Regions from separate parts of the Mus musculus genome. Here region 1 is linked to region 2. Evidence: chromatin contacts called from ENCODE Hi-C or POLR2A ChIA-PET data. All regions are on one chromosome and are shown on one strand. Each heading gives the region's core, a stretch centred on a gene start or an enhancer-like site at or near the end of the contact. The rest is flanking DNA. Distances are from core to core; before and after follow the strand shown.

Region 1 (2,814 bases), core at 88-2,587, 34 kb after region 2:
AAAGGAGGTCAGTGCCTCCGTTCCCCCCTTCCTTCTTTCCACAGGAGTCACACAGCCCCTTTCCCAGACTCCTGACCCCACTCGTCTGCCTCCCACGCAGGTCATGTCCCTTTAAAGCTGGTTGTAGGGCAAGAACTGCAGCATACTTAACTAATCACCCCAGGTCTCGATATGTTCCAACTGTTACCTGCATCCTGCGGCTGGCAGGCCTGGTTGCTGGCATGTTACCATCTGTGATGCTCAGGAAGGGGCTATATCCAAAGCCGCCTGACAACATGCGGCTCATGTGCTGACGGTGAATTGCGAAGGGGTCCCTGCGGAGTGAGCATACACTATAGAAGGCAGATTAACCCCCAGCCTTCTTCACCTCCCCGAAATGAAGTCAGGGTACACAGTGGCACGGATGCCGGCTTCCCTCTGAGAGCGGCAGCTGAGTATCCAGCTAATTCTAACTGGTTCCAGCCAAGGGAACCAACTCAAAGGTCTGCCTGAACTGCTCAGACCTGAATCCGAATGGGCTGAGGGCGCGAGGGGGAGGGAATTCTCACATCAGGAACATGGGATCCTCAGGCTCCACGTCCCTCATGAAGCGGAACATCGTGATCTCAGCTCCAGGGGGCTCCACACTGTGAAGATACGGAGGCTGTGTTTCCTGCAGGCGGCCAGGCTTATGCACACCAGCTCAGTGTTGCTACTCTTAAGGCTGCCTCTTGCATACACTATCACTGACCCCTCCAAACTCCAGGGAAGATCCTTCGCCAGGTGAGCCATATAACCTATGAGACCTGAGAGCCAGCAGCTCTCCAAGCCGGTCATGGAATTTTTCCCAAGCCTCTTAGTGGTGCCCCTCCACCCCCGCCCGCCATCCTCTCTTCCCCGAGCCACGGTCAGCTCCTCCTCCGACGCCAGACTCGATGAGAATCTCGAACGGCGGCCCGCCACCCCATTAATGACCCCCAACTACTCCGCCTTCTGCTGGCACTGGGCGCTACCAGGCCTCCCCGGGCAGGCCTCACTGCCCACCGATCCGGGCCGCCACTGCCCCAGCCCGTGCCTCCCGCCGGGCGAGCCGGAGAGGAAGGTCCACTCCCGGGATCGCATCCCTGCAGCCGTGCGGGCCGCGGCGCCCTGGCCTCACCGGTCCCCGACTCCGGCTCAGCGGCCCATCCGGCCGGCCTCTCCTCGGGGCGCTGCAGGAGCAGGGTCGCGGCCCGGGACGCAAGGATTGGTCCGCGCGGCAGCTTCTCGCCTCCCGCACCGCCTCCTGCCTTCGCCTGCCACCTCCGTACCCCCGCCCTCGGCCCGAGAAGCCGATCTTCGGTCAGGCCCGAACGGAAGTGACGTCACGACGGACGGCCCCGGGGGCGGGCTGCGGGAGCTCCGCCCACCTGCTTGGGAGGGAGGGCGGCGCGCGCGCCGTGGAGCCCCGGAGGGCGGGTCCTCTGGGGCGGGTGGGAGGTGTCATTAAGCTGGCTCGGGGATCTGGGGACAGGAAGAGGCTCCTGCAAAGGTGGGGGGGGGCGGAGCGGAATCGGGAGGGACCGGCTGAGCGCAACGTGGGGGCAGGGTGTGCCGCACCTTTTTTGCGGGGGGGGGGGGGGAGAGGCGGGCTGTCTGGGGGCGATCGGTGGGGCGGATCCCTGCGGGGACCTTTAAACACACTGCAGGAGGGGCGCTTAACCAGGGGAGCGCGTGGGCCTGTCCCTCTGGAGAGACGCTCGGGCGGGCGGTGTCCTCCGAGTGACGCAGAGAAGGAGGTGACAATTTAGCTCAGGTCTAGTTAAGCCTTGGAAAAGGCCAACCAGGGAAGGGAATCCAGGTTGGGAGTTTGGCCGCCAGAGGGCGATCCTGGGCCGGGCTGGATCCTTAGCTCCTTAGGACTCGGTGTTGGCTTAGGCTTCTGGACCACTCCAGGACCTGTCTGTGAAGGGTTGGCCTGGGCAAAGGCGTTAGTTCTGAAGTCTGTTTGCTTTTTGTTGTCGTTTTTTGGTTTTGGTTTTAGTGCTCAGGACCCAACTCAGGACCTTGGGCATACCAAGCACATGCCCTACCACTAAGCTATAGTCCAGTTCCTTTAGGTCGTAGGTCTTTAAAACTTTCTTTGTTCTGAGCAGGTAGATAGGTCAAGGGACTAAAGTTTAGAAGAATAAAGGGGTGGAGAGCTAAATTAAGCAGAATCACCCAGGGGTGGAGCTAAAAAGTAAGCCCAAGAGGGCTGACTCCAAAGCCAGAGACTGGTATTTTGACATACTAATTGTCTTGCACAAAATCTGGCTGAGCTGGAGAGAAGAGCCCTCCCCTTTGGGTCAGAGGATTTGAACTGTATTGGGTAGACTTTGACCCACAGAGATCCAAACTCAAAACTGTCCCAAGTTCTTTACTCTGGCTGTCAGCCACATTGGTACCGTGTGGAACCTGATCTGAAGAGAAAGGTTTATTCTAACCAACTCCCTGAGGGAAAAGGGTCAGTGGTTACTCAGGAAAAGATTGGGAGCAGAGACTCTCAGCTTCTTTCGATTTGATCATTGCTAGTGGGAAAAAAATAGTGCTAAGAGAAGAAACAGTGATATAGTTAACGTAAGCTGACAGATTGGCAAAGTGAAGCCAAAAAAAAAAAAAAAAAGGAGAAAATGTGTTTTTCATTGATATTTGATATATAAGACCTTCTTTAAATGCCTCTTGGTATCCCACCCGACAATTGTCCTTTCTTCTTGCTCTAAAGAAAAGCACTTTGACATTCCATCCAGAGTACCTCAGAGCTGCAGAGCCAGCTCAGTGGCTAAACATGCCTGCTGGTTGGTGGGGCACTGGGAG
Region 2 (2,969 bases), core at 163-2,662:
AGAAGGGGGCACCAGTTCTCATTAGAGATGATTTTTGAGCCACCATGTAGGTGCTGGGATTTGAACTCAGGACCTCTGAAAGAGCAGCCAGTGTTCTAAACTGCTGAGCCATCTCTCCAGCCCATTCATTGCCTTGTTTTCTAACTCTTCTCTCTCTCCCACTCTCAGCCTGGAACTATGCAGCTCACATGGCCTTTGGGCCTAAGATACTCCTGACTTAGCCTCCCAAGTGCTAGACCACAAGCATGCACCACCATCCCTCGAAGGAAGCGACGGAATCAGACAGGTATGCACTTGGACCCTATCCATATTTCTTTGTCCTACAGGTTAGTTCCAGAACTCAGCCCTTGAAGGTCCAATTCTCCTGCCTCAGCCTACTGAGTGATAGGATTACAAATCATCTAACAGTAAACCTGGCTTTACCTTAATTTCCTCCTTATATGGTTTCTGTAAGGATTTTTGTTTTGTTTCATTTTGAAACCTGGTCTATTTAGTGGCGGATGATCCAACTCAGAAATCCACCTAATTAAAGGTGTGTACCACCATGATATTTGGGAGATAGGGTCTCTCACACTGTAGCCCGGGATAACCTCCCAACATATAGCAATCCTCCTGCCTCAGCCTCCTGGATGCTGGGATTACAAGTGCCCGGCTGAATCCTTTAACTTTTAAATTTCCTCATCTGCCTTGGTTCCACTCACACTTTTCTCCTTGCTAATTTGGGATCCAAAGACTAAAAAAATGACTCAATATTTATTTGTAGTAACCATGGCCAAAAGTCTGGTCATGCGATCTGAAACTTCTATGGGAAGAAAACCTCAAAAGCCTAACCAATACACTTCCTTTTCCCCCTTAATCACTCGGGGGTTTGTTTTCTTTCTTATTGAGACCGGTTCTCATGTTGCTCAAACTGGCTTGGAATCTGCGATGGAGCTGAGGCTGGTTTTGAACTCCTGATTCTCCCCTACCTCTACCTCCAATACGCCGGGGGGTGGGGTGGGGGCATGTGTTACCACTTCCTGCCCCCTTACCCTTTAAACTTTTCTTCTGCTCTTTAAAAAGAGTGGATAAGTTGTTGGACTATTTATAGCCTCGTTTCTCTCCTTTCTCCCTTATTTTTTCTTTCTGCGAATTCTCGCCTTCCGCTAACGCTCACGTCGCCGCAGGAACTCGGGGCCGCCATCCTGCCTTGTCCTGCAGCTCCCGGGAGGGTCGCTCCCCCGGACCTCCGCAGAGCCGAGGTCCTCTCCGCACCCTGCATTCACCGCTCTCGCACCCATAAAGATGCACGGACAGAGCGGAAGATGGGCGCCGCTCTCGCGCCTCCCGCGGTCCGGAAACGGAAGCAGGCCGGAGCCGCCCGGAACCCGCCTCCCGAGAGCGGAAGTACGGCCGGAAGCTGGCCATAGAAGCGAGCGGCTAGAGCGGCCCTGCGGGGAGGTGGCAGGAAAGGCTTGGGAGCCGCTGCCGGAGGTGACGGAGCGGCCGCCCCGCCCCGTGCGCTGGGAGACGAGGCTTCCAGGTAGCCGTCGGTTGCAGTCGGTCCGGGGGTACGACCTGGCCTTGGGCGCAGACCCCGGCCGGTCCCGGGGCTGCCTCTTTAAGGGAGGGGGTGGAGCCGCGAGTCAGGCGCGAGGAGGTGAGGTCACGTGGGGGCGGCCACGTGCACGACTCGCGTCCCGAAGTGGGGGTTCGTCGTCGTCCGGTAGACACCATGTGCTATCTCTCCCTTCCCTGGTTCATCAGTCTTGGAACTCAATGGGGTGCACGTGGTGGGGCTTGGGACTGGGCCCGGGATGACGGAGCGGGTGGGCGTGGCAGCCAGGATGGGGCTGGCTTGGAGGAGCCCTCGAGTTGCCTTTTAGACCTCAGGACCCCACTTACTCACTGCGGATGTGGCGGGGTCCCTCTTGAGCGTGCAGCTCCCGTCCCTTCGAGCTGACCACCCTCGCAGGGTCCAGGGACCTTTAGTTTCACGTTCCTCTTTCCTTGCAGCTCCAGAAATCTTGAGGCCAGAGCCCCGCACCTCGGCGCAGCCATGAGTGCGGAGGTGAAGGTGACAGGGCAGAACCAAGAGCAGTTTCTGCTCCTTGCCAAGTCGGCTAAGGGGGCGGCACTGGCCACACTCATCCACCAGGTGCTGGAGGCCCCTGGTGTCTACGTGTTTGGGGAACTGCTGGATATGCCTAATGTTAGAGAGGTGTGTTGCTTGCCTGGGTAGTCCCCAAAGAACGTTGGGACCAAAGTTAACTCTTGAGTGCTGGGCTCGTTTTTTGTACCCAGTAACCACTCAGGTGATCGGGGTACCGATAATTAGCTCTCAACATGGAAAAATAAATCAATCAAATAAAGGTCTTCATTATCTTACAGATAAAGGGTCTGTAAACTTAGTGCTCCCTCCCTCTGTACCCACACTTTGAGTCAGGATTTCACTGTGTAGTCCTGGCTGCCCTAAACTAGTAACTATGGTCTAAGGTGGCCTTGAATGTGTGGGAAATCCCTGCCTATGTCTCATGCATAATTTTTTTTGTTATTTAAAAATATGGAACGCTTTACAAATTGGAGTGTCGTCTTTGCTCAGGGGCCATGCTAATCTTCTCGGGATCGTTCCAGTTTTAGTATATGTGTTGCTGAAGCAAGCAGAAATCTTTAATTTTGAAGCAAAAGAACAAGTCATTAAGAATACCACTGATAAACTCCAGCTTGTCCACCAGTATGATATCTTTTTGTGTTGGTTTTTTTTTTTTTTTTTTTTTCAGGACAGGGTTTCTCTATGTACTATAACTGTGTTCTGGAACTCTCTCTGTCGACCAGGCTGGCCTTCAACTCAGAGATCCTCTGCCTCTTCCTCTCGAGTGTTGGGATTAAAGACTTGTGCTACCATGCCTGCCTAGTGATACCTCTTAATAATCCTGTCACTAACATTTGGGAGGTAGAAAGAGTTGGATCTCTGAGTTGTAGGTCAGCCT

Evidence for each region. Hi-C counts contacts between places; a loop is a spot of excess contacts on that map. ChIA-PET counts read pairs that join two places held with the same protein, here RNA polymerase II (POLR2A).
Region 1: a loop to region 2 is called in a map of gastrocnemius, with 8 times the contacts of the local background. The contact joins the promoter of Mlf2 here to the promoter of Cops7a in region 2. A Hi-C loop is called at or near these places in 8 of 37 maps with a recorded cell type or tissue (T-helper 1 cell, gastrocnemius, heart and 1 more). POLR2A ChIA-PET finds 5 or more read pairs at or near these places in 4 of 5 experiments (Patski and embryonic stem cell).

The regions. Positions count from the first base shown.
Region 1 is chr6:124,929,911-124,932,724 of GRCm38, reverse strand. It overlaps Mlf2 (myeloid leukemia factor 2), which reads right to left and starts at 1,337. Exons shown (of 9, transcript NM_001170341.1): 1 at 1,139-1,337; 2 at 549-626; 3 at 188-314. The coding sequence starts at 598.
Region 2 is chr6:124,963,955-124,966,923 of GRCm38, reverse strand. It overlaps Cops7a (COP9 signalosome subunit 7A), which reads left to right and starts at 1,412. Exons shown (of 8, transcript NM_001355542.2): 1 at 1,412-1,522; 2 at 1,996-2,200. The coding sequence starts at 2,039. Gm23851 (a small nuclear RNA gene) reads right to left here and starts at 2,641; the gene lies at 2,537-2,641.